Linked DNA regions of Homo sapiens: all the other regions are linked to region 1. Evidence: chromatin loops called from intact Hi-C (ENCODE). Cell type or tissue: endothelial cell of umbilical vein. All regions are shown on one strand. Links, peaks and the distances in the headings refer to the core of each region. The heading gives the core; the rest is flanking DNA. Region 1 has its middle 120 kb from the start of MFSD1. Region 2 overlaps IQCJ-SCHIP1 (IQCJ-SCHIP1 readthrough). Region 3 overlaps IQCJ-SCHIP1 (IQCJ-SCHIP1 readthrough). Region 4 overlaps IQCJ-SCHIP1 (IQCJ-SCHIP1 readthrough). Region 5 has its middle 7.3 kb from the start of MFSD1. Region 6 overlaps IQCJ-SCHIP1 (IQCJ-SCHIP1 readthrough). Region 7 has its middle 44 kb from the start of MFSD1.

Region 1 (4,000 bases), core at 1-4,000:
AACTACAGAAATCATTTTTAAGAACTCTCAGACATTTTGAAAGCATGTATTTATGTGATTTGCATATGTTAATCATAAAGCATTCTGGTTATTCGAAGAGGTATTCTAAGAGCCTCAACTATGCAACACTGTTAATTTGTTTATAATTAGACATACTTTTAAATAGTAAGTCTTTTTTAAAAATAAAAATCTATACCTAAGACTTTTCACTAACTCAAAACTCTTCTTCATATCCATTATTCATTGATAACATCGTACCCTGAACATGTGTAGCCTTCTTAAAGTGAATTCAATGTGTAGAAACTTGCACTTACAATGCAGATTACTTTGAGGGCATAATTGTTTATTTTGCCAATGGTATCTTCATTTTAGAGAAAGATTCACTACCAAAAAAGTTATAATAAGCTTTCATAATATGCTTAAAATTCAATTTACATACAACTTTGCAGGACTATGAGTAAAATGAGACGTAAATCCAATTCCTCACTCTTCCAACTGATCTTTACATGGCCATTGCCTCACTTCACTCAGGACTTTCATAAATGCCCTCAATCAATGAGAACTGCCCTGATGATCCTGTATAAAATAATATCTCTGCCCATAATTCTCTACCTCACCTTACTCTGCTTTATCATTTCCAGAGTATTTATCACCACCTGACATATTCCACATTTATTTATCTTTGTTGTTAGTACTTAATTTCTGCCTTCCCTCATTAGAATGTGACCACCTCGAGGGTGGAGTCTTTGCTGAGCCAACACCAAGAACAGTACCTGGCAAATAGAAAACAGGCAATAAATAAGCCTTAAATGAATAAATGCCATAAATGAAATAATAAAGTCTTACAAGCTATGATGAAAAGTTGAACATTTTCTTAGATGTACCGTACTGGGTTAGGAAATTATCCCACTTGGAGTATTAATAACATAGCAATATGGTTTCCTATAATTATTTTCCATTGGGTAAAAGGTTTCAGGGCAGATCTTTTATGAGCTGGCCAGTAACCTTCCCCATTTTAAGTTAATAGGGATAATTAACTTAGTGCAGATTTTTTTAAAAGCAATAAAATTATTAAAAATTAAAACCACTTAATGGTGGCAGTAGTTAAGAATCTGGGGGTATGGAATAAGTCAAATCTCTCCAATGACAGAATAGTTCTTTGATTCAGGAGCAGCCCATTCTGACTAAAGAATGAGATTTTGCAGTGTTTCCCTTATGAAAGTTCTGACTTCTAGCCGTCAAACATGAGGTGATGAAGCACTTGTCCTTATTACGCATTTTGTTTGGGTAATGGATGGCTTCTTTATTTTCCTGAAGGTAGTACTTTGTTTATGAGTCACCTATGAAATCTGTTTTCTCACTTGGGTGGCCTTTCATTGTGCCCTACTGTGGTAACACCTATTCTTCATCCTTGTCATTCCTAGAGTAAGGGAGCATTTTAGAAAATAAATCTATAGTATACTTTGCAGCACAAATGATATGCACCCCATAATTTTTCAATATGTTCATACTATTGCGTTAGGTGGTTTGTGTCATGCTTCAAAGAGTTGTTCCTGACTTCAGACACCTCCTCGTATCAGTGATTTTTTTCCTACACACACTTAGCCACAGGGCAGAGGGAAGAAACAGGCATGGAGTGGCTCCCTTCTGCTAGAGAAGCACTCTGAACCTGAAAAAATGGCCTCTGAGTTTCAACAGATGAACCCCACAGGACTAATATCTTATTTCTGTCTCCATGGGGAAACCTTGAAGCAACACACAGAATCCACAGGAAAAATGTGTCACTCATTAATGGACTAAACCGCAGGAAGCTGATCACACCAGGGCCTTCCAGTGGTGTCCTGTAAGATTCTGAATGTAACCCAGGCTGCCACCTACTGGAGCAGTCGGCTCATGCCAAGATATGTTGCCAGCAGCAAAGAACCCCCAAATCTCAGTGGCTTGCAACAATATGGTCTATTTCTTACTAGCGTGAGATATTCCAGAGTCAACTTCAGCTCCAGTTCTTCATTCTCAGTCAAGAAAGTAGATGCAGCTCCTCTTTGGGACATGTCAGTCACATGGCAGAAGTAAAAGAGTGATGGTAGAATCAAACAATGGCTGTTAAAGCTTTTGCTCAGGAGTGTCATGTGTCATAGCCACTCATTTTAACAATCAAAGCAAGTGACATGGCCAAGCTCAACATCAGTGGGGTGGGACTCTAATCTTTCTCCAGGAAAGTGCCAATGTGGAGGCACAGTGAATACTTTAGAACAATAATTCAATCCACCACCCCTAAGACCTAAAACCCTAAATCATTTAAGACATGATTGTACAACCAGTGTAGGAGTGTTCACATGCCCCTTTGAGAACTTGAGAAAAATTACAGAACCTATCCCTAGAAAAATGTACACATATACAAACCTATCTGTGAAAAAAACACATACATACAAGTACCTCCAAACATTTCAATATAATTTCAAGAGTCAGAAACCCCTGAGTTCCATACATGAACTCCAAACCCAGAACAATAATTCTCATTCTAAAGAGAAAATTTCCTCACCAATAATCAAACTGCTATTCATTAACATGAGGTCATTCCTCATTCCACCTGAAATTATACAGGAAAGACATCATTCAGAAAGAACACCTAGGTACTCTGCACACAGCCTGCTATGCTTGCCCTGAGGAGCTGGGGCCCTAGGTCACTGTCCTGTACACCACCTGGCAAAGTCCATTGAAAGAGGTTTACATTACCTTTAAAATGTATTTTCTTCTTGTTTAAATTGTGCACTATTTTGTCACAGCACTTTTTTCTTTCTACTGTTTTATAAATCATAATACTGAAACTTAGTATTAAGTAAGTCATATTGTTTTATCCTAAGGCAACAGAATATTTGTAGTTTTACACACACTGATGCATGCATGTATACACACACACACACACACACACACTAGTACCTGTGTATCCGTGGCTCTCTCATCTCCATGAGATGAAGAATCATACACAACTGTTTTTTGTTTTTTTCCCCAAACTCTAGCAACATCCTCAAATGTGGCCATAAGAAGATCAGGTAAGGGAGTTCAGGACAAGGCCATTCATGACCCTACCCAGAAAGCAACTCTAGCAATGGAGCCTCATATGGGGTCAGCACAGCCTGCCATAGATGCAACTGATGCAAGGCAGGTGAGCCCCAAAATTAGAGATTAGCCTGAGAGAGTTCTCAGCTTCACCCAGGAAGGAATTCAAGGGCTACCCAACAGGCAGTGTGCCCAGAGCAACCCTGTTCCACAAGGAGCAGAACCTCTGATGCTGCTGTACACTGCCAGTTCAATAAAAGTTGCTGTATAACACTACTGGCTTGCCTTTGAATTCTTTCCTGGGAAAATACAAGAACCCTCCTAGGCTAAGCCCCAGTTTTGAGGCTCAGCTGCCCTCCATCATTCGGTGATTAACAAAGGGTTGAAGACAGTGAGCCATAGAATGCGAGAGATGAGGAGATGGCAGTCAGCAAAGACAGCAAGAATACAGCAAGAGACCGTGAGAGACAGCAAGAGACCGATCAGTGAGACAACAAGCAGAGATGGCAAGAGACAGCAAAGCAGTCTGTGATAGAGGCTGCAAGAGCTATAACACAAAGGCTGTAACAATAAATAGCTAATACTATAGAGCTGTACTAATAGCCAAAGGCTCTTTTCAGAGCCATCACTTTCCCTGGCAGGCAACAGAGCTGAGTGGATGGGCAAGTGACCATAGTGCTGCTGCCTCATGTGAGACTCGCTGCTCTAACCAACAGCTCAATAGGTTACCAGCATTTGCACCAGACATCCTGTGTGACAGCCAAGCCCACCCAAGGTGAGGAAATCTGGAGAGACATTCAACTGGGTCCCATGTGGAAGATCAGTCAGTGCCATTTTGGTTCCTGCGGATGGGTGAGTATCCTCTCTCCCCCATGGTCCCCATAATATCGGGAGAGCTAGGAAACAAAATAAAAGCCTTTGGCTAATTGGTCAGTCGAAA
Region 2 (4,684 bases), core at 287-4,286, 340 kb before region 1:
GGAACTGTTTACTCTTTTCTCATCATGGAGGGGAAAGGAGAGCCTTCAGGAGAGGGGATTTTATGGTGGACTGACCCTCACTTCCCTCCACCCCCAGGAGAAGATAGACTCTCAGTTGGTCCCCACCAAAAGAAGTCAAAAGACCCTAAGAGAAAGCCTGTGATAATACAGGGTGACCGTGGTACCTGGGACAAGGGCACATTTTTTATACCCAATGCTCTTCAGGACTAAAAAAACTTATCTTGGAAAGCAGGAATGAGAATATCCCAAGATTGTCCCTGTTGAAGATGCCACGGTCAGCTGGAGGAAGGCACTGCTTGGTGCATCATGGGGCAAAGCCCCCGCAGAGCAAGGGGCACAAACCCATTGAGGATGTGCAGCCTATACTATTGGGGGGATTACAGGAGACCCAATGGCCCCTTCCCTCAGAGTCCCAAAACATAGGACAGTTGTTAAAGGAAACAACTGCTGAGAGTGAAAGTGTCCGCCATCTATTCATAGGAAACCTGGGGCAGTCTTGGTATTTAGTACATGGGGGTGGGAGAGGTAACACTGATAAAGGAAGGGAGAAGGAGGGAAGGGAGAAGGAAGGAGGAGAGAAGGGGAGATAGAAAGAGGAGAGGGAAAGGAAGGAAGCAGAATACTCAGCTGTAGAAAAGGTCTCATGTATGCAGAGAGGAGATTTTCAACCTGCCATGAGAGTTAAGAATTTAATAACCACATCAGACAAAAGTCACTGAACTAGACTAAACTCTCCAATGGGACTCAAGTTCTATTGTTGGGCAAGATTAAGTTTTCTCTCCTTCCTTTCTCTCCAGTGAGCAGAAATGGGATTCAGAATTATTAGAAGAGATAAAAACCATTCTGTTTGCACCTCATTGAGCTGAGACTCCTCCAACAAATCAACAAATATAAAATCTCAGGCTCTCTGAGCTGGCTGGAATCTGAAGCACAGAGATTTTTTTTCTCTGCCTAGTCCTTCTCCTGGTACCTACCCCACAGCCCCTACATATTGAAGGTGATGGGAACTGAAAAAGACCCAGGAGTTTTTCTAACTTAATTTCAGCATTCACATTAAACACTCTAATTTGTCATACACCAACTTTTCTTTCACCAGCACATTTTCATTTAACAGGACCTTATCTTAATGAGAAAATTCCTAATGATAAAGCAACCTATGTTTGCCAACTAATGTCCTGTGTAGTGAGGCTGACACACTGCTTACACAAAATGATTCGATAGCCTGATTCATTATGTATTTAGTAAGTGTGACACAGAACTTTGTAGCTGGGCACCCCACTGGTTCAGAAGTCTTGTTTGGACTTCATCTTGAGGGGTAGCCTTCTATGCTCATGCAGAGGCAAGCTTTTTACTGGTGACCAAGGTTAACATAGATTTACAGGGGTATGTATTGGTATTTGCTCTTATCCAGCAGGATATTATGTATTTGTGTGATTTCTGTTTTAGTTCCTAAGTCCAGCAACAACTTGGTGTTGTTCAACGTTGTACACACCTCAAGGTGCCCTTCTTTAGGGCGATTTCTTTTCTAAAAGATTCCTCCTTGCACGTTAAAAAACAGATCAGTGATTCTGGCCAAGCTCAGATATGTTAACATTCTCGTTTAAATTCTCATGCTTCTCGGAGTGTTATACTGAGTGTGTGAGTGTGTGTGTGTGTGTGTGTGTGTGTTTGTGAGGGAGAGGGTGGGGAGAGAGATTAAATATACACTCACTGGCATTTCTCATATATGCTTCTGAAGGAAAATCAGAACAGGAAAAGATCTCGGAAAACGGTCATAAATATTTTTGAAATTGCTTCCAAGGTAATTATAACAGGCCCCTTCTCTACTTAAAATGGTTTTAGAAGGTTAATATTTTGTTCTATAATAAAGTCTTTCTCAATTTGGATCTTGTTAGTTTCATTTTGTTAATATTGAGATGTTGTTAGCACTATTTTAAGGTAATAGTCATTTATAATGGGGGAGGAGGCTTACATTTGGGTATCTTAACAGACAATAAGAAGAAAAGGATAAGAAGTGAGAAAAAAAGAAGAGAAGAAACATTTTCCCAAAATAATTGAAAAGAAGCTGAAATAGAAAGAAGAGGATTTTTAAAAGGGTGTGTGTGTGTGTGATACATAGATGGCTTGAGGTGGAAATAACCAAATTGTTCAAAGATAGAATTAACCACCAAGTTACTAAGACGAAAGGCAAAGGAAAATGCTAGTGGAAGTTAAAGGATTGTACTAGACAAGAAATGGAAAAACCAAAAAGTGGTGAAAATAATGGCAAGCAAATAATTCCCTGTACTACCCAGTAGATGGTGCTGTGTACCCAAAGTAGCTGTGTTCCTGCTTAGAAGAGGGAGGAAATAATATGCAGCACATGAATGTAAAATAAAGATGCATAACTGTTGTGCCCGAAAATTCCAGATTTATTCAGGAATTCATAAAACTAGAACTAATTGCTTAATTTATACTTTGAAATAACTTACATTTTCACCTTTGATTCCAAGGGCTGTAGATTGAGGGGATACTTTTCAATATTATTCTCTGCATCCATGGCCAGCTGGTGACTAGAAACAGAAATAATGTCTCAATATCTCCCAATCCAGAAGGTTAACATCTATAGCAATAATACTGCTAATTTATACTTATGTGTAAAATAAGATGTAGATTCAATTTTGTTTATTTTAATTTATTAAAGTTCCTGTTGATGGATGATGGATGAGTAACCATATCATGAAAAAAAAAATGTGGCTTTGACTTTTATTTCTGTTGTCCTTTTGCTGTTCTCAACTAACATTCATAGCTATGGTATGAAAATCATTTCCTTTAAGAGAAAAGAAAAGGAGCATATTGGACAATTTCAGGGGGAGAAAAAACACAAGGATATGGTTATAAATTCCATGATACTGGCCAACTAGTAAGTTGTAGAGAAGACCTTACTCATCCCCAGTAGTACCACTGCCACTGGACCTTTCCTCCTTTCATTTGTAAGCCGTTTCAGGGCTTCCACTGGGAACAAAGCATGGATCTCTGACCTGTAGAAAGGCAGAGGGCTATAGAGAAATGATCACTGCTTTCAGTGAGCTTATAGCACTCTTAGTGCTACAACGATCAAGAAGGGCTTCATGGAGAAGGCAGCTCTTGGGATGAGTTTTGAAGGACGGATAGGAAGTAGGTAAGTTGAGAGTGAAGGGCAACATATGAGGAAGACAATAAAACAAATAGAGGTGAAAACATTCAAAGGATATTTTTAGAAAATAAAGAGAAATTTGGTCGAAGTGGATGAAAAAAATAGGAGAACAAAAGGAAATAGGCTTTGATAAGCAGAAAGCTAATAGTTACTGGTCTCATAATGTGTATAACACACTGTCATAGGCATTTTATGTGCATTATCTTATTTATCACAGTAACTTCCATTAACTAAGTCACTTTCCCCACTGTACAGCTGAAAAATCTGAAGCTTGGAGAGATAATGTTAAATTTACTGTACAGGAGGAACCCCATTAAAACTCACATCTCACTGCTCTCTCCACCAGAAGGCACTGGTTGGAGTATTTTAATATCAGGATTATTAAACTTAATCCCACTGACTGAAGTTTTCATAGGTAATATATTTAACATCCCAATTCAGTACTTGTGCATGTGGTAAGGTAGGGGTGTGTGTGTGTGTGTGCAATAAAAATTTCAAGAAACATTACTCCCCCAACTACATGTGATATACTTTGATTTTTGAATTATATTTGAAACTTTTTTTAAAAGGTCAGTGGTGACCCACCAAATTTATTTAACAAACCATCAATAGATTATGATCTACAGTGTGAAAAGCTTTTCACACTGTAGATCATAATCTATTGCAGCAGGGAGCTCCATGCATTTGGAGCAGGGAAATATGATAAATGGAGGGTTTAAGGATGATTTGTGGTGGGAGTGAGCAAGGAGAGTGACATAAAACTAGTTAGAAAGCTATTCAAATAGTCCAGGTTATGAGGACTAGGAATATGGTGGTAGTAAAGAAAAGGGAAAAAAAGAAAAAAATTGTGCTGGAGAGATCCCTTAGAATCACAAATGTATTTTTTTCTTTTTAGAAAGGAATGTCCTGGCGGTAGGGAAAACATAGGAGAGCACATAAATTCCTACATGACAAGTAGGTGGTGTCAGCACCCCAAGATAGCTTGGGGTTACTCAGCCTGATTGTTGAGGGGCAAGGAAGCACTCTTGTTTACTCTGTGCCATTGGTATTCAGGGTCCATTACTAATTAATTGTTAATCACTCATTCTACACATATATTTAATGTCTCTTGTGTGGCAGGAATGATGCAAAGCATGGAGGATAAAATGGTGAAAACACTAGACATGGTCCCTGTTCCTGTGGTCCCACAATCTAGGAGAACATGAACATTACACAAGTATTTGCAAGTGTGACAGATATTATTAAAGGAGAATCACGGAGGAACCTAATCCTGGGTAGGTGGGCATAGAAAGTGATATGATCTGGCTCTCTCCCCACCCAAATCTCACCTTGGATTGTAATAATCCCCACATGTCAAGGACGAGACCAGGTGGAGATAATCTAATAATTGAATAATGGGGGCAGTTTCCCCCACACTGTTCTCATGATAGTGAGTTCTCACAAGATCTGATGGTTTTATAAGGGGCTTCCCCCAATTGCTGGGCACTC
Region 3 (4,684 bases), core at 399-4,398, 270 kb before region 1:
CAGGAGGTCAAGGGTAATTCTTCAGTAAAAATCTCTCACACAATTTTCATCAATTTCATATCTGAGCAAGTTTTCAGACTAGAGCCCATTGATTGAAGAAGAGGCTGAGTTACAGAGCAAAAGGATTTTGTAACACCACAGCAAGTGTGTATGGTAATTACTTCCTCAGTTCTTCCCCCAAAAGACCTATGACCATTTACTCAAGTAACCATACACAGAGGGAAGAGGAATATCAAAATGTCTGAAGGGTTTTTGGACATCTATACCCCTTGAAAATCAAGTAGACAGGATTTGATGTAAGTCAGCATCTGTCATCAGCCATACCAGTTTTGGCACAACAGTCACAAAACAAAATATCCATGGTGGTAGAGTTGGAGAGTACACATAAGCCAGACATCATGAGGTCCCTTGTACTAAGTCTTATCTAGATTTCACTGCTGACCAACGTCCCGCCTGCCAGTGAAAAGGACCAGTGATCCTCCATATGGCACTATCCCTTGAGAAGACCAAATATCCAACTGGTGGCAAGTTGATTACATTCTAATAGAAAGGGGTAGTGAATAATTTTGACTGGAATTAACACATATTTTGGGTATAGATTTTCTTCCTTTGCTCATAAGTTCTTAGCCTGTACCACCATACAAGATTCTTACAGAATCTTTGATCCACCAACATGGAACCACACATAACATCACATTAAACCAAGTAAACCACTTTAGAGTGAAGCAGAGTTGGGAAGAGGTAGAAATACTCAGCAGCAGAGGGCATACTCATATGGGTATACTCAGATGAGTATGGGACCACTGCTCCTATCACATATCAAACATCCCAGAAGCTGCTGGACTCAGCTGACCTTTGGAAGACTCCCTGAGGTATCAGATTGGAAATAACACCTTTCAAGGCCAGTACACCACCAGTACTTAGAATATATGGATCTAGAATCATTAGGTAGATGGAGAAGTTGTCCCACTATCATCACTGTTAGTAACCCACTTGGTGAAATTGTGTCTCATCTTCACAACTCTAAGCTCTTTAGGTCTGTAGGTCTTGGTTTGCAGAGAGAGATATTTTCCGCAGACCATGTGTCTACTAGGGTATCTGTCAGTACTCTCCTACCCAATTTTGAAGGTCAAATGTAGCAGTTACGGACTGAAAAGGATGGTGACCAGTGTTTAAGACCCCTTAGAGATGACCGTCTGGGTTGCCTCACAAGATAAGCCACTTTGACTTGCAAAAGTGCTAGCTGAGGATGAGAGGAAACTAGAATGGATCTTAGAGGAGGTAAATGGTGAGAGTCAGCTGTGACCCTAAGACCAGCTGCATTGCAGGGCTGAGGTTCTTCTTCTAACCTTCTTCTTGTAAGCTTCCCCTTGAGAGAGGCTAACCAGAATTCTTGAGGACCTGTTCCCAGATGAGGTAACTTAATATTTCAAGACAGTGAACCTGAGCATGCAAGGAATAACCTGTAGTGCATGCTGTGGTGTGTTGTCCAGGCCACCCTTCAGGACCAAGACACACATTTCCCCAGACGCCAGGCAATGGCCACTGATAATGCACAATATAATTTCTCTAAGGAATTGCTCTTGGCTGAAGAGGGCCTCCTTGCCTAAGGTTCCGCCCCCTTCTACAGGCAATCAACTGCAATGGCTGATCAAAAACCAGGTCCTTTTGTCTCAACTCCAAATAACTCTGAAGGGCCATGCTAGCTCCAGAGTTCCCAGTAGGACTAGCTGAGGTCTTTGTCACAATTGCTTCACAGTTCAATTTCTACCTCTCCGCAACTCTGCTTCCTTCACTCTCTTATGTATGTGGTTCATAAAACCACTCCCCAAGAAGTTCCCTGCATGCAAATATCCATCTCAGAGTATGAGGGACTGGACCTATAGCACCAGGATACAAGTTTTGTATGTAATGAACACAAGAAAAACTGCCCTCCACCCCAAAAATTGCCCTTGATAGGAGAGGTAATGCCTGGATTCTAAAAAGAGATCTGTCTCCAAAGCACATAAATTATCAATAACATTTAAACAGAGAGAGATGCCAGGGAGAGTATGCCTAAAGAAGCCAAAATTCTGATTTTTACCAACAAGATCATCTAGAAAGTCACCTTGGACAGCAAAGTCTCACTAAAGCTTTTGGCATAGTCATGCATGAACTTTTCTAAGAGCATAGATTTTGCTCTCACCTCTTGAACTTATAGGACTGTCACTTCTCTGAGGAGGAAAGGTCAGTTTCCTAAGGGAAATCATTTTCTGATGAAAATGTATGGAAGGGTTTCAATGGCTTCACTGGTCTCCTTTATGGAGGAATGTACCAAAGATACCAACAGGAAAATCATCATAATGATAAAATACAGATTTCTATATAGTCCCTAATGGGAAGAATGGGAAACAGAGCTTGTGTCCAACTGCCTCCGTTTCTCAAATAGAATTTTTAACCTTGGCCAGAGTATTTCCAGAATGGCTTTATACTAACTTGTACCAGAGATAAAATCTCCCTGCTAAAATAGCTATAATATTAGTCACCTTAGGGGGATGCTGTCAGGCTTTGTAAAGTACTTTGTAGCTCCTCAGATAAAAGCAGAGATAAAGCTGCAGTGTTATTATTTCTCAACTTGGAGGGCTATTTGGCTAACCCTCTGCATGAACTCACTCTAATAAACTGACTCAAAGCCTTATATAGGCTATAAATCCCATCGCCCACTTCATTTCAGCAATGACAGGGAAAACACGATGACCACTTGTTCTGTCGGCCTCAGGAAGTATCACCCTCCCACCCTGAGGAAAAATCAAAACTGAGCAATGAATTTCAGATGGTGTCTAATGAGATATACCATTTCTGTCCCCCAAATCCTAATGTCTTTAGACAAAATCATCTTAGGTCCTCAGTCTGTAAACCAAGATGCTCCATGATCCAACCCCAGCCTCCTCCTCCTCATCTTCATCATCTTAACTGAGGCAGGGATGGCTAACTGTACACCTAAACCCATGCTCCTCCAACCTGAGCCTAGAGAAGGTGCTGGGAAGCCTCCGTCTAGCCAGGAACTGTGTTTCTCACTACCTACTGCATCCAACTAGGGCTGCAGAACCCGTTTCCACCAAAAAAAGAAATGTTATTTTCAGGCCTATGTAAAGGCTAGGAGGAGTTGCGTTTTCCCCACTCCAATTGCTGTTGACTACATGTCAAGGGCACTGAGATTCCTGGGGGCAGTAAAGTCATTGAATTCAAGAATCCCTGAGAATAGGAACATCCGCATAAGACTGAAATATGACTAAAAATAGATATTTATTGTGTTAAGCATTGCAATGTGGAGGTTTATTTGGTACAATGTCTAATGTTCCCCTAACTATACAAGAACACCTTTTGAGCCACTGCTATGTGCTAGGAACTTTTCCAAGAACTTAACCTAAATATCTTTTACTCCTGACATTAAGCCTACAGGGTAGCTACTATTATTATCCACATTTCTCATATTGGAAAATGAGGCATGGAAAAGTTCAGCAAAATGTCCAAGGTAGCAGTGAAGCTAGAACCGGGACACAGGTCCATCTCAGTTCAGTGCTGCATCCTTAATGACCCCAGGATGCTGACTCCATTGACCTCCCTTCAGCTATAGCTTCATCCAAGTATGTACCTCACGGCTGTCTTACTGCCAGGAATGACTTTCCTTTCATCCCTCAATTCCTGTCAAATGCAACAAGGCACTGCTAAACTTCCAGCTGCCTCTGAAGCAGTCCTTCCTACTTATGATTCATGCGCCTCTCCTCAGCTTCACCTTAACACTCATGTGTCCTTCCATTACCAGAGAAGAATGCATTCCCTAATGAGACTGTAAATCTCGGAAGTCAGCACTACCAAATCTAGCCCAGAGCTTTAAACATGCCCTGGCAGAAGTAGGTGCTCAGGAAATGTTTGCTGAATTGAAAACTTGCATTTGAAACACAGGGCAGTGAGACAGATGGCTGTTTTTCTTGATTATATGCTGAGAGAACTGCAAGATCCCAGGATCAAATGATGGCACAAATCCAGAAGAGTCTTGGTTGAGAAAGGAGAGGTTTTTCCACCCACTGCAGCTGAGCAGGGTGCTAATCCTCTGGTCACACACAGGGAACTGGTACTTAGGGCCAGCCACGTATCAGGAACACTGGGATGGAAGGGATCCTGCCTAAAACTGTATCTATCCTCCATGCCATAGACACAGTTCATTGAGGCCTGAATCTTTATGATTAAGGGTTCACTTCTTGACAAAGGGTGAATATTTTCAGGCATTCCTATCTTGATACAAATGGGTTTGTTAGGCCCTTTCCTGAGTGAGTTTTGAAGAACCCTAGCATAAGTGCAGACTTGAGGAGGGAGAGATCAGAATTCAGCAATGAGGGGAAAGAACAGTTAGGACTTGGAAGTCCAGGTTTGCCTGCTTCACAGGAGTGCTCATGGTTTGTCTGAGCCTGAGATTGGATCCACAGAAGATCAGACACCTCTTTTCAGAAGGGGAACGACTAGTGACGGCCTCTCTGCCTTATCCAAACCTGAGTCTTCTTGAAAGAGGATTAAAAATTCCTACTCTTGGCAAAGACTAAACACCAATGTTCTTTGGCAAAGATGCTGTGGTGGGTGGGAGTATATCAGCCACTAAAACGACCCTAGGGCAGCAAAGTACACACAATTAGTTTCTAGAGCTTCA
Region 4 (4,000 bases), core at 1-4,000, 340 kb before region 1:
AGAGGGTGGGGACGGGCTCCTCTTCCCCAGGGGCTCCTGCCGCTGCAGGTACTCTCGCCATGCTCGCTGAATGCTGAAAAAACAAAACAAAACAAAAAACAGCACACACATGATTACTGTTGGATCATGGTCCACAGACTCAGAAACTCACAAGGAGTCTGAAGGAATTGGCTTTGGTGCCAAGGGAAGTAGAACATACAGAATGTGATGTAGTGAATCAGGAGACCTGAACTTTAACTTCAATCCAGCCATGGAGACTGTCTCCCTACCTTACTGGTTTGACTTTCACAGACTTGACTGCACTCAACCGGCCTAAAAGAGTCAACTTAATAATAAAATTCATCAGTCAAAACAAACTAGTTTGCACAGGTAAATGTACTTTGATTTATGAGACAACAAATTCTTTCAATTTTTCATCTTATATTTTAGATGAGAATAATAAATAGGCTGACTACTACTGCATGCACTCAATGTGTGATTTTTGAGGGGCCATTCTGTGCCAGGGTCAGCTGTAGACTCTGAACAGGGACTCTGCCGTGCACAGCTCCAGAGCAGTCCTTTGCATGACTGCAAGGTGAAGGTGTCAGTGATGTGCAGCACAGTCTGCATGGCCAAATGCAGTGGCCCTGCTGTGGGGCACAAGGCAGGCGAGAGCACCACATCATGGGTTTTATATACTGTGGAAGGGAATAGGAAATGGACAAAGATTATAAATAAAGAAATGGACAAAGATTATTCAAGTGTTACGTACTACTCAGAGAATTAATGTAATGTCATTAGGCAGCTATTTCAGGTTTCGCCTAAGGAAGTTATTTTCTGTGATTAGTATCAGAAAAAATAAATTATCTTCTGCTCAGGATAACGGAAACCTCTTCTTAATATAAGCTAAGTGATTCCCCCATGGACTGTGTATTAGTCCGTTTTCATGCTGCTATGAAGAAATACCCGAGACTGGGTAATTTATTAAGAAAAGAGGTTTAATTGACTCACAGTTCTGCATGGCTGGGGAGGTCTCAGGAAACTTACAATCATGGCAGAAGGCACCTCTTCTGAGTAAAGGGGGAAGCCCCATGTAAAAGCACCAGACCTCCTGAGAACTCACTATCAACAGAACGGCATGGGGGAAATTGCCCCATGATTCAATTGTCTACATCTGGTCACACCCTTGACATGTGGGGATCATTACAATTCAAGGTGAGATTTGGGTAGGGACACAGAGCCAAATCATATCAGACTGGCTTGTGATCTTTGAGATTAACATCTCGATTTTCATAGGGGGGGTCACTGAACACAGTCTAACCTCTTCTGGGAGTTAACAGTTCATGCGGACTAGTTGTTAGGATTCAGCCTTTTAAAATAGTTTAAGATAGCTGTATTAATTCTATCACTATCTCTTCTAAACTCCTGGAAGCATCTGATCTCTGTAATTCTTTCACACACAACCTATGTCATTAAAGTTGTTTCTGAATCAACAAACTTATTTATTCTCATTTGGCTGGAATAGTTCAAAGATCATCAATTCTCAATGGTCACAGCATATAAATAACAAAAAAAATGTGACCACATTATTGAATCTGTATGTTTTCCCTAATTTATTAAAGGTCTGGGAATTACAATGCTCAAGGAAAAGTCCATCAACTGTAGTGAAAACAATACTTTTGGGTCAGTAGCCAATTCCCTGAAGCTAGGAAACTTAAGCTTTAGGGGTTCTTACTTAAAGGCCAGGAGCCTCTTCCAAGATCCTGATGAGGGGCTCTTCATGATTTGTATAGAATTGTAAAAATAAGATACTTTTAGAGTTTTTTTTTTAAAGGACTCTTCAGATTATACATACTTCAAGCCTCACTAAAGCAGAATCTGGCCCAAATTTGAATTATATTTGGTCACTGTTTTATTACGAAATCTTGCTCAAAGTGCATTTTTATTTCTGTTTTTCTTTGGCTTAAAGATTTTAAGCAGAATGGGAAAGGGAGTCCCATAAGATTGCCTGCCTGAGTTTGGTGGTCTTCTTGCTTCTTCAAGACCCGTTATATCAGAGAGGAGTGAACTTAAGGAAGCTGTCGGTGATGTTCACATCCTCTGAGTTGCTTGGGGTATCCCAGAGCCCAGCTAACAAATTCTGCTGCTTGAAGGTTCCTAAAGTCTCTAAACCTGCCCGTCAAGAGCTCAGAATGTGTAACATTTTAAAGGCTGTCTAAAAATTAGAAAATGTTGACAACCAATAGAACACCCACAACTTTATAGGACTTTGAGGTATTCTACACTGTCCTTTTTTCCCTTTAAATCGTCTTCATTATTCAGAACATACAAAAACAAAATATAGTGGCCATTTGAGATACTACATTTTAGCTTGTTGAACACCAGAGGGCGGTGTGACACCTCTAAAGAACCAAATAACATTGGGCAAAACTGAGATGAGAGGTTTGCAAAGGAATTTGCACTTAAACATCCTCTTCTCCCTCCTGGTTTTATGGAATTTGGAAATTGGCATACCAGTTCTCCTTAAGTCAGATATTAAGAAGACAACATTATTTTCTTCCTAGTTAATGGATATCCTTTTCTTTTCTAATTTATAAGGTGACAATATTAAGTACTTTTAAAATATGTATTTAAAACATCTGTGCACCCACTGACTTTCTTAATACAGGAGCTGTTTTTTTGTAATATTTATTTTATAGTCATCCACATATGTGAAAACAATTTATTACACGATCTTATTATTTTTAAAACATACTATGATATATATATTTCTCATTACTACTTGTCCTTCATAATTACAGTTTTGAGGACTAGATGATAAGCTGGACAAGTCTTTAAATTAGCATTTGGGGTCAAAAAATGACAGGGCCATCATGTCACACCAGGCTATTACCCAAAATTGCTACATTGTTTTTTAATGATGGAACTATGCTATGTTATTCTCTGTATCATAGAAAAGTGTTTACATGTTATTTACTCCCCTTGGCGATTCCTACAACATGACCTTCAAAGATTAAATTGTTCCAGTATTAAGCTGTCTTAATACCATCTCCAGATGTTATTTTACTGTAAGAGGGAACTAAAGTAAAATTTAGAAGCACCTCATCTCTCAATCATAAGGAATCACTTTCAGCCTTCTTCTCCTAGATTTACCATAATTCTTGTTCACAAGTCTCCTTTGTGGCTACAGAGTAAATTACCCACTACCTTGACATTTTTTTTTTGAAACTAGACAATGCTATTCATTATAATTATTTAAAGGCTTGTTGAAGTAAGAAAGCACATGTTGTGTGCTCCTATATTTTGAATTATAAATAAAGTGTAAGGGTTTACTTCTAAACAGATGACAAATACATTTTCAACAATTTTTCTTTTTGCTAGGTCAGTTCCTGTGTATCTTCTCTTATAGCAGGGGTGGCACAATCTGCCTGCCTCTGCCCTTTTTCTGTATATCCCTGTGTGTTTTGCAGTGCGGTTGGCTCTGTCATGCACTCACAGCCACTTGGGGGACTCACAGCCAGTGCAGTCCGGGTTGCCAATGCATATGTTTATCTAGAAGAGGAGAGGAGAGGGTTCCCAGAGAGCTAGGGTGCTTAGAGAAGGCTTGAGGGAGTCCTAGTATTTTAATTAGTCCTGAAGCATGGATGGGATTGAGATTGATGGAGAGGAAGAAGATCTTTGGGCAAAGGCACAGAAGTGAAGACACCAGGCAGGAAGCAGGAGGATCCCAGAGAAGAGCAGTAAGTCTGAGGCTACAAAGATGGCAAGAGGCTCTCAGAAGCCACCTGGGGTCAGGCTGGGGGCAGACTGTGCAGTGGGGCACAGACTGGGCAGTGTGGGCAACCCTGCTTTGGTGCAGTTGATAATTGGTTTCAACTTTTCAAGAACAGCCAGAAATCTTGATTTTTTATGAGAAAGTACTATTTTTTATATGTTACCAAACAATTATAAAAAATTCAAAATACATTATAACTCAAGTAGGCTGAATTTAGGGATGGACAAAAGAGGACACCATCAGAGA
Region 5 (4,684 bases), core at 413-4,412, 120 kb after region 1:
TTGTTTTCCTGGATATTCTTCCATATTTTTCCACCTGAAATTAGTATCAGCTTGCCTAGCTCCATAAGAAAACTGGTATTTTTTTAATGAACTTTGAAAATTAACTTAAGGAGACTTTAGTTTTTAATGTTAAGTCATCACATACAAAAAAAAAAAGTGGTGTTCCAGTTTTTCAAACTATTTCATGTCTTTTGAGAGTGTTTTAAAGTTTTCTTCATATATATTTTACAAATTTCTTGTTAAATTTATTATTCTTTGTTGCTTTTGTAAATGTAGTTTTCTCTACCTTTATGTCATGTTACTGATTATGTATGTGAAGGCTGTTGATTTATGTATGTTAAGTTTATGTCCTGCCAACTTATTGAATTCTTCTCTAGTTTGACTTAGTTTTGCTGTTAATTTTCTGTGATATTCCAGGTGTACTGTCATACCATCTGCAAAGACAAAGAGTTTTACTCACTCTTTTCTAGTTCTCCTGCCTTCAATTGATTTCTCTTTACTAACTGCAGTAGTGAGTATCTCCAGTTCAATGTTAAATGGCAGTGAAGATAGTGTACATTCTTCCCTTAGACCTGGGATAAATATTAAACAAACAGAAGAGAAAGGAATGCTCTTCCTTGTAATAGAAAGCCAATCAATACATGTAGAAGGAATGATGGAAATATAAAACCACTGTTTGCTAGGCATCATCATAATATCTGATCCAGGCAAGAATCAGTAGTTACTAAAATTAGTGGATAAAAGTTTGAAGTGTAAAGGATATATGCATAATCTCAAAGTAGCTCCTCACCAGAGATTTATTAATGACAAAGGAAAAAATAGTGCAGAAGCCTGGCCCACATACGTGAACCAAGTGATCATAGTTAATACTACCAGTATTGGAACAAAGTGACATTATGTGCCCCCAGATATGCACTGAAACTGAAAACACAAAACTCTGTGATTTACCTAACAAAAGCTCATCATACCTAAATCTCAGCATAAGGAAACATCAAACAAACCCAAATTGAAGGATATTATACAAAATAACTGGCCTGATTTCTCAGTGTCATAAAAGACTAAGGAACTGCCCTGATTAAAGAAGACTCCAGAGACATAACAGCTGAATGCAACACATGATCCAGGATTTCTTTGGCTATAGGGAACATTATTGGGACAGTTGACAAAATCTAAGTTCTGTAAGTAATTTGTATTCTGTCAGCATTTATTTTCTGATTTTGACTACTGGACTGTGGTTATAAAAGAAGGTACCTGTGGCCGGGCGTGGTGGCTCACTCCTGTAATCCCAGCACTTTGGGAGGCCAAGGAGGGCGGATGGATCACCTGAGGTCAGTTCAAGACCAGCCTGACCAACATGGAGAAACCCCATCTCTACCAAAAATACAAAATTAGCCGGGTGTGGAGGCGCATAGCTGTAATCCCAGCTACTCGGGAGGCTGAGGCAGGAGAATCGCTTCAAACCAGGAGGCGGAGGTTGCCGTGAGCTGAGATCAAGCCATTGCACCCCAGCCTGGGCAACAAGAGCAAAATTCAGAAAAGACGAAGACGAAGACGACGAAGACGAAGACGAAGAAGAAGAAGAGGAGGAGGAGGAGGAGGAACTTGTTTTTAGAAAACACATACTGAGATATTTAGAAGTCAAAGGACATGTACATATATTAGATATATATGTATATGGAGAGAGAATAAAACAAACATGGTAAAATGTTGCCATTTCAGGTGTCTGGGTAGAGGTATGTGGGAACTCTTTTTACTAGCCTTACAACTTTTCTGTAAATCTGAAACTATATACACCACACTTTGACCTCCTAAGAGTCTTGTGCATCTTTGTATCTCAAACATCTAGAACAGGGCCAGCTTGAAAACTGCTTAATAAGTGAATCCCTTAAATCAGGAGCACGTTACACCACCTAGTGGTGTAACAAAGGAAGCTTACTGCTGTGGAAAAACCTGTTCCTGTCCACAATGAACTTGCTCATTCTAACTGTGTTGACCTATTATTAGCCAAACAAATTGCACTTATTTTATAATTATCAAGTGATGGGAAAGTGAAAGCAATTTGGGGTGTAAGTATAGGCTTTATCATCTTGGACACAAGGTCACTAGACTGACCAGCCTGGTTTCACAGGTGTGGGGGTGGTTGCAGCCTCTGGAGCAAAGTTAGCCACACAGACAGAAAAGAGAATAGGGTAACTCCTAAAAATCCAAGTTCTGGATTCAGTCTTCATGTGCATTTACTTCCTACAACTCCTGAGTGCTGTGTGAGCCAAAACATTCTCTTTATCTTCATCCTTCATATTGGAAGCCAAGATGTAAACCCCTTCAATGCCTTCTTTTGTCTCCCCGGTCTACCCCCACCCCCACCTCTCCCCACCAGCAGTGCAGGTTTCTAGTATGGGACAAGAGAGGAGTGTCTGGTTCTGCTTGGGAGCCCAGAAGCAGTGAAAAATGAGCTTGATCTTGAAGAATGAAGAAGACTGGGAGTGGGGGTTGGAGGGGCAGAGTAAGGGCATTTCAGGCAAAAACAACATCATATACAAAGGCCTTAGAAAGAGATTCTGACTCTCTCAACTTCTATATTAGCTTCATCCAACTCTACATAGAAGATGTGCAAAGACAGCCTTTGAAGTCTGGTGAAAATAACTGCGTTGATTTGGATCATGGGATTAGACGTTGGTTTACTTCCATATAGTGACTCATGAAAAATAGTTTATGCTGACTTATGTAATCACAGGAATGAAAAGTTTTTGTATTATTATGTAAATGAAGTACCAATTTTAAAAGAAAAATATGTACTCTAGGAGTCTAAGGCTGTCCTTATATTTTAGAGCCTAACTGGCAAAACTAGTGGCCAAGATAGCAGGAAAGTGTCCACTGAGAGGTCTAGGGAGTTCATGTTCTCACTCCTAAGTGACTGCTAAAAAATGTGAACACATGGCCATAGAGAGTGGAATGATAGATGGTAGAGACTCAGAAGGGTGAAGGGTTGGGAGGGTGAATGTGAGAAATTCTGTACTGAGAAATTACTTAATGGGTACAATGTACATTATTTGGGTGATGAATACCCTTAAAAGCCCTGACTTGACCACTGCATGATCTATGCATGTAACAGAATTGCACCTGTACCCTATAAATGTTTACAAATTTAAATAAATGAATAATAGATCTGAAAGAATGTTTATGTGCTTAATAAATACTGCTTTTTATTGTACACTAGCCCCCGCCTTATCCTGGGGGAACACTTTCCAAGACTCCCCAGGTAGATGCCTGAAACCATGGAGTGTACCGAACTCCTATGTAAACTATGTTTTTTTTCCTATACATACATACCTATAATAAAGTTTAATTTATATATTAAACATAGTAAGAGATTAACAATAATAACTAATAATAACATAGAACAACTGTAATGATACACTGTAAAAAGAGTTATGTGAATGTGGCCTCTCTCCCAAATATTGTATTGTACATATTTTCTTATGTTGATGCAAGATGATACACTGCCTACATGATGAGATGAAGTGAGGTGAATGATGTAGTCATTGTGACAGCAATAAGCTACCATTGACCTTCTGTACTCCTGAATCCGTTTAACCATCCCTTACTTGCAGTAAATGGCTTGATGTCACTAGTTTTAGGGGATCCCTTGCTGAAGTCTTCATGTAGCTGAATGCTTTTTGGCCTAACATTGCCATCAATCAGAACACATTTTCTCTTCATGTCTTCCACCAATAAATGTAATACCTTTTCCATTTAACTAAGCACTTGGCACACAATGGATGGCCATAATTTTTGCAGTTTGAGATGCAACAGCAAAACTAGCATGAATTTCTTTTTTCTTCTTCACAATTTCACAAAGAGAAGATTCATTCTTATCATAGATCTTAGCAACCCCAGCATACGATTTTTTTTCTTTCCTTATTAAGTCGAAGACTTTCACCTTTTCACTTAAAGGAAACACTTTATGGCTTCTTTTTCACATATCCGAATTGCCATCATCTCTACTCTTGCACTTTGGAGGCATTTTTATTAAAATAAGGATTACTTGAACACAAGCACTACGATGCTGCAACAGTTGATCTGATAACTGAGACAGCTACCAAGTGACTCACTGGCGGGGAGTGTGGAAACAGTGGATGCACTGGGCAAAGGGATGATTTCATACTGGGAAATCATGATGATACGCGGTATGGCATGTAATTTAAAACGTATGAATTATTTGCTTCTGGAATTTTCCATTTCATTCTTCTGAACTGAGGTTGACTGCAGATAACCAAAACCATGGATAAGGTAGGACTACTTTTGTACATCAAAACGCGTAGGAATCATTTACATTTATTTTTATTCAGTTCCAAGGAAATAATTTGCTGTTTTCCTCATTTGTTTATAGCAAACTTGAGTTCTGAAGGAGCAGAATAAATAATTCCCTGGAATTTCAATACAAATTAACGACTGAACAAAGATTAGACAGTAAAAAAAGTTCCTTTTATACAGACCTCCAGACAGGCACATTCTTATCATCTGTTTTGAAAACTAATTAAATAGAGATAAATGATCTACCCCCAAAGATACTAAACTGGTATGTTAGGATCAAGAGGAGAGGGACTCGCGGGTTGGGAACAAAGACAGGTACCACGCCTTGGATGAAATGTGATCCTAAAATGCCCCAAATTTCGAATGCCAA
Region 6 (4,684 bases), core at 283-4,282, 210 kb before region 1:
TCGGTTAGTAAGAGGAATCGATTGGTGATCAGTAAGGCTCTTTCCATTCCTAAAATCCCAGGAGTCTAAAGCATCCAAAGGCAGGAAACAGATTGAATTAGACTCCAAATATTGGCAACCACATTATTTGTCTCTGGTCACACAACTTCATTACTCACCCATCTTTCTCCTACTGGAAATTATATAATAAAAAATCATTTGTGATTACCAGAGGAGATGCTATAAAATTAATTGTGTTAACTCAATCATTTAGGGGAAGAAAAATCCAGCCAGAAAGATCTTCAAATGACAGCATCTTAATCCATGCCTGGATATCGTGGGAGAAGAGCAGGGGTTTCTTTTAATTTTTCTCCAAATCACACTTCTTAGTTACTTAGAGCTTAAAAGGATTGGGTTATGTATGAAAAAGAAGCTGAAGGAGACAACCCCAAGGTAACTTCCAATTCTGAGCCTAAATCTTAAAAAACAAACAAACAAGAAACTCCAAGACCTTCTCAACTGAAAACAGCAGGCTGTAAAAATCCCAGGAGAAGCTCTGCTAACTTGCACATGATCTTTCTTTAGCATTTAGTACAAAAATACAGATAGTTTCCAAACAGAGGGTGAGGATCTATGGGTCAGCTGGAAGGGCTGACAGAGGCAAATTCATGGCAGCATAATCTCTGGATGGGGAAAACAGGCTTGCTCTATTTGTGTGTGTGTGTGTGTGTGTACTTAATGTAAAAGAGTGGATTTGATGTAAGCCATAAGGAATAAAAAGAAGGTACTCTCTGCACAAAAACTAAGCAAAATCATGTAGACAAATGAGAGCCTGAGAATCACTGTTTATTATTGTGTGCCAGACCCAAGGCTAAATAATATTCATTTATATTTAAATTTAATCCCTTCCCACCTGTACCAGTTGGGATCTTGGCAGGAATAATAATTAGCTCAGCTGGTTCAAGGGAACAGACCTTAATGAAAGGAGTGCAGAGGTGCAGAGAGGAAAAAGTGAACTAGTAAGGGATGGTGAGGCATCCAGAAACTTACAACAGTAGACAGCTGTTATCAACCTCCAGGAAAATATAATGTTACTAAAGCTCAGTGAGAATTGCACCATCTAGGAGGGTTTATCCTGGAGACTGAGTTCAAGGAGGGGCACAATCCTTGCCAGATACTAGGCACAGAAGCAGAGAGAGCAAAGAAGTGCCCCAGCTTCTTTCCCATAACTTTCTGATTTGCCAATGCCTCTCATTGGCCAAATTTAATTGACAGCTAACTGGCCAGGGAGCTGGATGAGGCATTCAGAGGGATCAGGCACCCAGAGCACAGAGAAAAGGAGAAAAGTAGAGAGGGACTTGGGTGGGGGTGAGGCGGGGGGTGGTGTGTAGTGCCCAGAGCACAACGTTAAGAGAGAGACATACTTATGTGTGATGTCATTCTTATTTGACATGTCAAGAAACTGAAGCCCCAAGTAGTTGAATTACTTGCTCCGAGTCACACAACTAGCACCATGTGGCTAATACAGGATTTGAACCCAGGACTTCTACCTCCAGGTATGTGCTCATTCCTCCATGCTGCTCTTGTGGTACCTCACATTCACAAGCTCTTTGCTGTTTACCAATTCTTTTACATACTTTGCCTTCTCTGTTCTTCCCAAATTCTTTCCCTAGAATAATCCTGAGAGGTAGGAAAGATAAAGTTTTATTTTACAGATGAAGGAGTTAAGGATTAAAGGAGCAATTAACACTTTTCTTCTGAAAGATAGGTGATAATTAACAGCTTGGATCAATAGCAGAAGGGAACAGGCAATAAACAAACAAAAAAACTATATTTCTATAGAAAAGTAAATCGGACTAAATTATGCTTTATTGCTGCTTTTGTATGCTTTCTATAACCATACTCCACTTAACTAAAAGAAGTACATATTTCTTAGAGATTAATCTACCCTTGCTCACCTTTGTATCTGACCCTGGTGCTTCCTGACATACAGGAAATGCTCTATAAATATTTGTGAAATAAATATATACCTGAGAAGCTACAATGTTTCAAACTATACATGCCAGGCAAGGTACACAATGTATTTTATTTCATCTTCTCCTCAACCTTATGATGTTGATATCACTATCATCCTCATTTTACAGATGAGGAAACATCTTACACAGTTAGCAGATGATGTGGCCAGAATGCACTCACATCTCTAGTTGCTCTATGTCAAATATTATCTCATGCAATGTCACATGTACCTCTTTTGCCCCTTAGAGATCTAGGTACTGTGGGCTCACAGTTCCACCAATTCTGTGGTCTTTGAAAGTCAAAGCTCTACCTACAACATCTCTCAATTCCTAGGAACTTGCATTCCATCACATACTGCCTCCCCGTGGCCTAAGTTGTAAAAGCAATAGCAAGCAGCATAGACTCAAGATGACATTAGAAAGACAGATGAGGTGCTTATATCACAAAACTTCCCAACAAATAACTGAAAATTTCATATTAAAAGTTTACTGTATGATTCTATTTACATAACATTCTTGAAATGATACAATTATAGAGGTGGAGAAAAGATTAGAGGTTCCCAGAGGTTAGGGATGGGGAGGGGAGGGAGATGGTTTGCTACAGGAGTGCAACACTAGAAATCCTATGGTGGAACTGTTCTTTCCCTTGACTGTGGTGTTGCTCACACCAATCTACACTTGTGATAAAATTGCATAGAGCCAAATACACATCGGCATCTGCACACACCCACTTGTGCACACACACACAAGTGCATGTAAAACTGGTGAAATCTGAATAAGGTCAGTGGATTTTATCAATGTCAGTTTCCTGGTTGTGATACTGAACTGTACTTATCCAAGATAATACCACTGGGGGAAACTGGGTGACATGCCTAGGGGATATCTCTGTATTATTTCTTACTGCTGTGTATGAATCTACATCAGGGATAATGTATATTAGTTCAAAATGAAACAATTTTTAAATGTTTCTATATGCTAAAACTGCTCTTTATTATGAGGTTTTTCTTTTAGACCACACCCTTCCTTCCATACAAATGATTTCCCTTTAGTTCTCATTCCTCTCCCCTGAACTTTTCTTCTGGGAACTTTACAACTCTTTCCCCTCTATTACACAGAGAAATTTGGCTTTTTTGAGCTTCTACCACCACAGATGCTCACCAAGTTTATGACAGTGCTGAGCAAACAAAGAACCCCACCTCTAGTCAACTTGTGCCACAAGCTTAGAAGGCAAGGAGGTTACAAATAATGGAATATATTTTCAGGTGCAATTAGATTTGCAGATGTTACTTAGGGGGAAATGGCTAGCTCTATAGGACTAGCCCTGAGCTTCTCAAACTATTAAGTGAAAACAAGAGACAGAAATGAAAATTTTTTCCTATTTCACAAATCAGCAGATTTGGTGTAGACTTGTTATCATCCCAACTTTCTGCTAGTTACAGGATGTGTGGCCCAGGCAAATTATTTAATCTCTTAGGGCCTCTGTTTCCTTATCTACGAGATGGAAATACTAATAATTATTAATACATCAGAGACTTGTGATTGTTTTCTCCTCTATTTTCCAAATTATCAATGTTGTTATAGTAATTTTTCATAAAAGTTGAAAAATTTGTTGTTATTGTTGTTGTTGAACGTGTGATGAGTTGGTATGCGTGGTTGTTTTTAGCAGTGGATAAGATTTTAGCAAACAGAGATAGGGATAAAAAAAAGAAATAGAGTTCTGAAGAAACAGGATGAGCAAAGACAGAAACAGGAAAACAAAGGGCATATGAGTTCTGAAAACAAGGGGCTACATCATTTGGATGGAATATGAGGAAGTATTTAAGAATTGTGCAAGACTTGGGTAGAAAAAGATGAGTCAGACTATATTGTGAAGGAGAAGTTTGTTCTCAAAGCACGGTAGGAAGAAAGGGTGCTTTATAAACTTTGGGAAAGGGAAGGGTGATGTGTTGGGAGCAGATCTTTAGGGAGACTAATCTGGCCACACAGGCAGGATGGACTGGAACGTTAGTAAGCTGGAAGATGAGAGAGGCTGACAGAGTCCACACAAGATTTTACACAGAGGGGAGGTCAGTCTAGAAACGAGGGGCATGCGTATCAGCACTACAAAAAGTGTGGGATTTGTGGATGAGACGCCAAGATTGAGAATGGGTATCCCAACAGACATTCCTAGAAAAATATTTGTGAATTCTGCTTGTGTATCTTCAGAAAATGACAGAGGAAAAGACATATTTCTAACATCGATTCCATCACCAGATGGATGAGAAGATTCTTGTCTGCACAAGTGAAATGACATAGCCAGTCTGAAATTAATTCTTAATGTCTGGATTTCTATCCATTCCTCTGGCTCATATATAGACATATCAACAACCAATTCTAGTTATTACTTTCAGCCCTAGAACGTACTTGAAATTCACAGCCTCCCAAATTTCTCTTATGAATGTATTCTCTGGTAATCTCAGCCCATTGTCCCATGAATTTTTACATTTACCTTTGCCTGATAATAAAACAGAAGCATCTTGTTAGACTGTGGTTTATTCAAACAAAATGAAATAAAAAAATTCTGTGTTGCCTTACAGTATTATGAAGATGGTAACTAGGAAGTGGTGATTTCAGATATTTCTCTCTACAGTCTTTCAAACACACTATAATAAAAGTGACTGAGGCCTCTTTTTAAATAGACAGCAGCAGTA
Region 7 (4,000 bases), core at 1-4,000, 72 kb after region 1:
GATCCTCTTCTGTTCTCACAGGATGTGCCATGCACCCGCTGTCACAGCCCCCTTTGGAGGAGAACTTTCTCAAAGCCCCTGCAGGAAGAGCAGCCCTGAAGCTCATCCAGGGAGTGTGGGCCTGGCCAGAAGGAGACAGGAGCTGCTGGATAAATGCTTCCCTCTCCTGTGCCTGAGGATATGAGGCACAATCGATTCCTGAGACACAGGAGATGCAGGTTTCAGATTCTCAGAGGACCGTCCCTTGGGATTGAGCACTCAGTTGCCTTGGGTGTGGGCCAACTCAATAATGCATCTTCAAATCCTCACATTTGGTTCTCCCGCCTTCAACAGGTCATTCCCCTGTCCCTCACTCCTGCTCCCTCGGATTACACTCTCCAATAAAACGGTAGCCCATTCAGCCTTGGCTCTGCTTTCTGGGTGACTCAGGCTAAGACAGCATGGTTCTCCCTCCTCCCCAACATGTTGAGTGTCCAGAGCTGCTGTAGATTCTTCCCCCGCCAGCACCACCCTCCCACCCCAGAAATCCTATAGCAACAAGAAAGCTCTGATGGTGGGCAGCACACCAGGGTGTTAGCACTGTAAGTAGCATTTTCCAGGCAGGCTGTCAGGGGAACATGCTGCCTGAGGGTAAGACCAGATCAAAGGAGGGGTCCTGGGATACAGCCCCTACTCTGCAGATGCCTTAGGCAACTTTGCCACGACTCCTGGAGCCCCCGGCTCTGCAACTGATATCTTATCTTGCCCCAAACCAAACCAGCTTTTTACATTTCTTCATACACAGCACACAGGAAAGACTCAGTCATGATGCATTTAAAGATCTTTGATGCTAAATGAAAGTAAAAGGAAAAAGATTTTTTCAAAATCCCCTTTCAGAGTCCTGAGCCTAGAGGCAGTGATGGGCTTTCACAACTACAGGACAATATAGCTACAGCTATTTTTACCACATCATTAATTGAGTTTAAAAATTCTGATTTCAGAGTCAATTTGGGGTATCACACAAATGTACATACGGATTAAAAAGAGAAAGGTAGTAATTATTTTTCCAGAGTCACACTGATTTCAGAGCAGCCACCTTCTCTGCTGTGACAATACAAGTTTCCCAATCACTCCCTGTTTACACAAAGTTGAACTTGTGTCAGATCCTTGTAAACAGAACACAAAAATGTGCAAGCTGCTGTACAAATTAATTATTGAAATTAAGTACTCACTGTCTCTAGAAAGTCTTCTAAATTATTTAAAGAACCCAATTTGCTTTGATTGTGAAAAAATAAAAGCCCTTGGATTCCCATATTTCAGGACAATTCAAACATGGAAGAGGGGCCCAGGTACAGAGAAAATGTAAGCCTACGTTGTAAAAATATAATACAAAATCATTAAAAAGCTAACATCAGTGCCGTTTATGATCAGACTCAAGGTATATCTTAAACTGAGTATAGGGTTGCTATGTGTCTACAGCCATGCCACCTTAAATGCGCCTGATATCAGAAGCCAAGCAGGGTTGGGCCTGGTTAGTACTTGGATGGGAGAGGGGTCTCACTCTTGTCAGTTTTTATTTTAATATTATATATTATCTTTCTTTTTATTATCTCCAGATCATGCTTTTTGAGCTAGGGTTCTGTCATCTATGACAGAGGTGCTATATCTAGTGACTTGAGAGATGACTTGCTATTTTATTTCCATGTCTTTCTTCTTCCAGGTGGTGGTGACAGGCACTGGAGGGACAAGTAGGTAAGAAAACATTCCCCGGAAATCTGGGAACTTGCTGAATCTTTGCTTTGTAAAAAGTCCAGGCTTTCCCCAAATCACCACAGACATGACTTCTACTTAACCTCTCTGAACCTCAGTTTCCTCAGCTGTAAAATGGGGGAAAGGTGCCTGCCATGCCTATCTCACGGGATAGTCTGAAGAATCATCCCAACAGGCAGCTTTCAACTGGCTACACTCTATTCCTTTGTGTGAACCTAACATAGTAACTGCAGACAACAGACCAATAGGAGATTCTTTGATCGGTGGGATTTTTTTACATGTCTTCAATGAATCATATCTCTTTCACAGCTGCTATACCTGGACAAGACCCTAATTCTGGCTTCCATTTCTGGGGTTGAGGCGGGGCAGCAGGTAGCGGGAGGGATTGTAACCTGTTGGTCTTTATTGCCACCTAGTGGTCAGGTGGACAAATAACATCAAGTTATCCAGTGGATTTGAAGCACGTTAGAAAATTAATTCCAAAAAAACCACCTGCTACTTTAATCCACCACCTAATTAATTGTACACAGGGGGCCCCCCTTATATAAACCTGTTAAAAATCAAGTAATTATGCTGTGATGTAAATAAGTCCCTAGTTCATCTTTGCAAATTAAGAATTGTACATATGAATCAAGTTATTATTTTTAAAAACTTATAAAAACAAACTTTTACTGTCTGAAGGCATTTATGAGACTCCATCAAATGGTTTCATTTGTTCAAGATATTCTCCAGATGGAGATAAAATATTAAATGCTAAAGTCAACTCACAGATTTAAATCCATGTGTTCACATGGCAGAGAGAGCAAGCTTTCTGGTGTCCCTTTGTTTCTGTTTTGTTGTTGTTGTTGTTGCTGTTGTTGTTTTCCCTGAGACGGAGTCTCACTCTGTCTCCCAGGCTGGAGTCCAGTGGCACAATCTTGGCTCACTGCAACCTCTGCCTCCCGGGTTCAAGCAATTCTCCTGCCTCAACCTCCCGAGTAGCTGGGATTTCAGGCGCTCGCCAACACGCCCTGCTAATTTTTGTATTTCTAGTAATGATGGGGTTTCATCATGTTGGCCAGGCTGGTCTCGAACTCCAGACCTGAAATGATCCTCCCACCTCTACTTCCCAAAGAGCTGGGATTACAGGCATGAGCCACCGTGCCCAGCCAGTGTTCCTTTTAATAAGAACACCAATCATATCAGATTAGGCCCCATCCTTATGACCTCAGTTAACCACAATTACTTTCTTACTCCAAATACAGTCACGTTGGGGTTAGGGCTTCAACATATGAATCAGTGGTGGATAAAATTGGGTCCACAGACAGTAACAGACAGGGATAAAGTGACCCTGTCCATCCTGGGGTAGCAAAGCCACACCTGCCCTCCCACCCAGCCACATAAACCAAAGAGCTCAGGTCTCCAGGTTACCACTGTCTCTAAAAGAGGCAGAGGGAAGAGAGGGAAAGAGAAAATGTGTGGGTTCTCTCCCTCGTGGCAGCCCTGTGGGGCACTTGCCTCTCTTCTAGGTAATTCTCACAGCAGTCTCCCCAGAAAGGGATTGTCTCATTTTACAACAGCTGAGGAAATCATGGCTCAGAGATATGGTGAGCGCTTTAGAAGGCATACTTGTTCCTGGCACAGGTGGGATTTGAGCACTTCTCACTACCCCAAAACAGTCCTTTGAAGGGCATTAGCCCATGGGCCAGATCAGAGTACTGCCTACTAGACTAGGGGTCCTAATAGGCCCTAGAGGATTCTCTGACCCTCAATCTCCTCATCATAAAACAGGGGTAATAATGTTTTGCTCACAAGGTTGTTCTGAGGATTAAGTAAGATCATGTGGGTGGACTGCCAGACCCAAGCCAGTGCTAAATCATGGTGGATTCCCGCCTCGGCTTCCCTCCAAGAGCCAACACGGAGATGGGAAGGCAGCTTCACCAGAAATTACTAAGCATTTTCCAGCCCCCCAGATGAACAAATTATAGGGTACAAAATGAATGAAAACAGCTTTTTTACTCGCCCAGCCATAAAAACTTTGCTCTCCAGATTTTAAAGCCAGGGAGCAGGGTGGTGAGCCCCTCAGCAGGCTGAGGCATGGAAAGCCACCGTCCCCTGCACCAACCTCATGGAGAGCCACTGTCCCCCGCACCAACCTCAGAACTCCAGTCCTCAGCCTGGTGCTCACCTCAGACCCTCACCACCCACACAGTCATCAACATTGTAGAGCTCAGACACACCCTCAACTCATCTGGCTCATGCCTCACATCCA

The links. Hi-C counts contacts between places; a loop is a spot of excess contacts. Peaks named below come from ENCODE experiments on the same cell type or tissue, not always from the same donor. Only the 100,000 strongest peaks of a DNase experiment are listed, where the experiment ranks them.
Region 2: a loop joins it to region 1, with 11 times the contacts of the local background. A loop is called at or near these places in 66 of 110 quality-filtered maps.
Region 3: a loop joins it to region 1, with 8 times the contacts of the local background. A loop is called at or near these places in 2 of 110 quality-filtered maps.
Region 4: a loop joins it to region 1, with 5 times the contacts of the local background. A loop is called at or near these places in 66 of 110 quality-filtered maps.
Region 5: it touches region 1 in a loop (4-fold over the local background); 2 of 110 quality-filtered maps call a loop at or near these places.
Region 6: a loop joins it to region 1, with 4 times the contacts of the local background. A loop is called at or near these places in 6 of 110 quality-filtered maps.
Region 7: a loop joins it to region 1, with 6 times the contacts of the local background. A loop is called at or near these places in 12 of 110 quality-filtered maps.

The regions. Positions count from the first base shown.
Region 1 is chr3:158,915,968-158,919,967 of GRCh38, reverse strand. No RefSeq gene overlaps it. Among named protein-coding and RNA genes, the nearest start is that of MFSD1, 120 kb to the right of the region's middle. RefSeq lists a silencer at 1,844-1,893. In endothelial cell of umbilical vein, for the core only: a CTCF peak has its summit at 1,873 (motif pointing left); a DNase peak (open chromatin) is centred at 1,757; H3K27ac peaks cover 397 bases.
Region 2 is chr3:159,250,616-159,255,299 of GRCh38, reverse strand. It overlaps IQCJ-SCHIP1 (IQCJ-SCHIP1 readthrough), which reads right to left. Exons shown (of 10, transcript NM_001414413.1): 3 at 2,493-2,573. It overlaps IQCJ (IQ motif containing J), which reads right to left. Exons shown (of 4, transcript NM_001042706.3): 3 at 2,493-2,573. Among named protein-coding and RNA genes, the nearest start is that of SCHIP1, 20 kb to the left of the region's middle. In endothelial cell of umbilical vein, for the core only: a CTCF peak has its summit at 2,322 (motif pointing right); DNase peaks (open chromatin) are centred at 2,349 and 2,859; H3K27ac peaks cover 403 bases.
Region 3 is chr3:159,189,563-159,194,246 of GRCh38, reverse strand. All of the region lies in intron 1 of IQCJ-SCHIP1 (IQCJ-SCHIP1 readthrough), which reads right to left. All of the region lies in intron 1 of IQCJ (IQ motif containing J), which reads right to left. Among named protein-coding and RNA genes, the nearest start is that of SCHIP1, 81 kb to the left of the region's middle. In endothelial cell of umbilical vein, for the core only: no CTCF peak of the experiment used is centred there; DNase peaks (open chromatin) are centred at 2,616 and 3,826; H3K27ac peaks cover 1,534 bases.
Region 4 is chr3:159,258,621-159,262,620 of GRCh38, reverse strand. It overlaps IQCJ-SCHIP1 (IQCJ-SCHIP1 readthrough), which reads right to left. Exons shown (of 10, transcript NM_001414413.1): 4 at 1-73. It overlaps IQCJ (IQ motif containing J), which reads right to left. Exons shown (of 4, transcript NM_001042706.3): 4 at 1-73. Among named protein-coding and RNA genes, the nearest start is that of SCHIP1, 13 kb to the left of the region's middle. In endothelial cell of umbilical vein, for the core only: a CTCF peak has its summit at 2,360 (motif pointing right); a DNase peak (open chromatin) is centred at 2,380; H3K27me3 peaks cover 218 bases.
Region 5 is chr3:158,792,386-158,797,069 of GRCh38, reverse strand. No RefSeq gene overlaps it. Among named protein-coding and RNA genes, the nearest start is that of MFSD1, 7.3 kb to the left of the region's middle. In endothelial cell of umbilical vein, for the core only: a CTCF peak has its summit at 1,920; no DNase peak of the experiment used is centred there.
Region 6 is chr3:159,127,976-159,132,659 of GRCh38, reverse strand. The region is part of intron 1 of IQCJ-SCHIP1 (IQCJ-SCHIP1 readthrough); the gene reads right to left. All of the region lies in intron 1 of IQCJ (IQ motif containing J), which reads right to left. Among named protein-coding and RNA genes, the nearest start is that of IQCJ-SCHIP1, 61 kb to the right of the region's middle. In endothelial cell of umbilical vein, for the core only: a CTCF peak has its summit at 2,365; a DNase peak (open chromatin) is centred at 3,709.
Region 7 is chr3:158,844,108-158,848,107 of GRCh38, reverse strand. No RefSeq gene overlaps it. Among named protein-coding and RNA genes, the nearest start is that of MFSD1, 44 kb to the right of the region's middle. RefSeq lists enhancers at 490-559, 730-779, 1,934-2,228. In endothelial cell of umbilical vein, for the core only: a CTCF peak has its summit at 2,156 (motif pointing left); no DNase peak of the experiment used is centred there.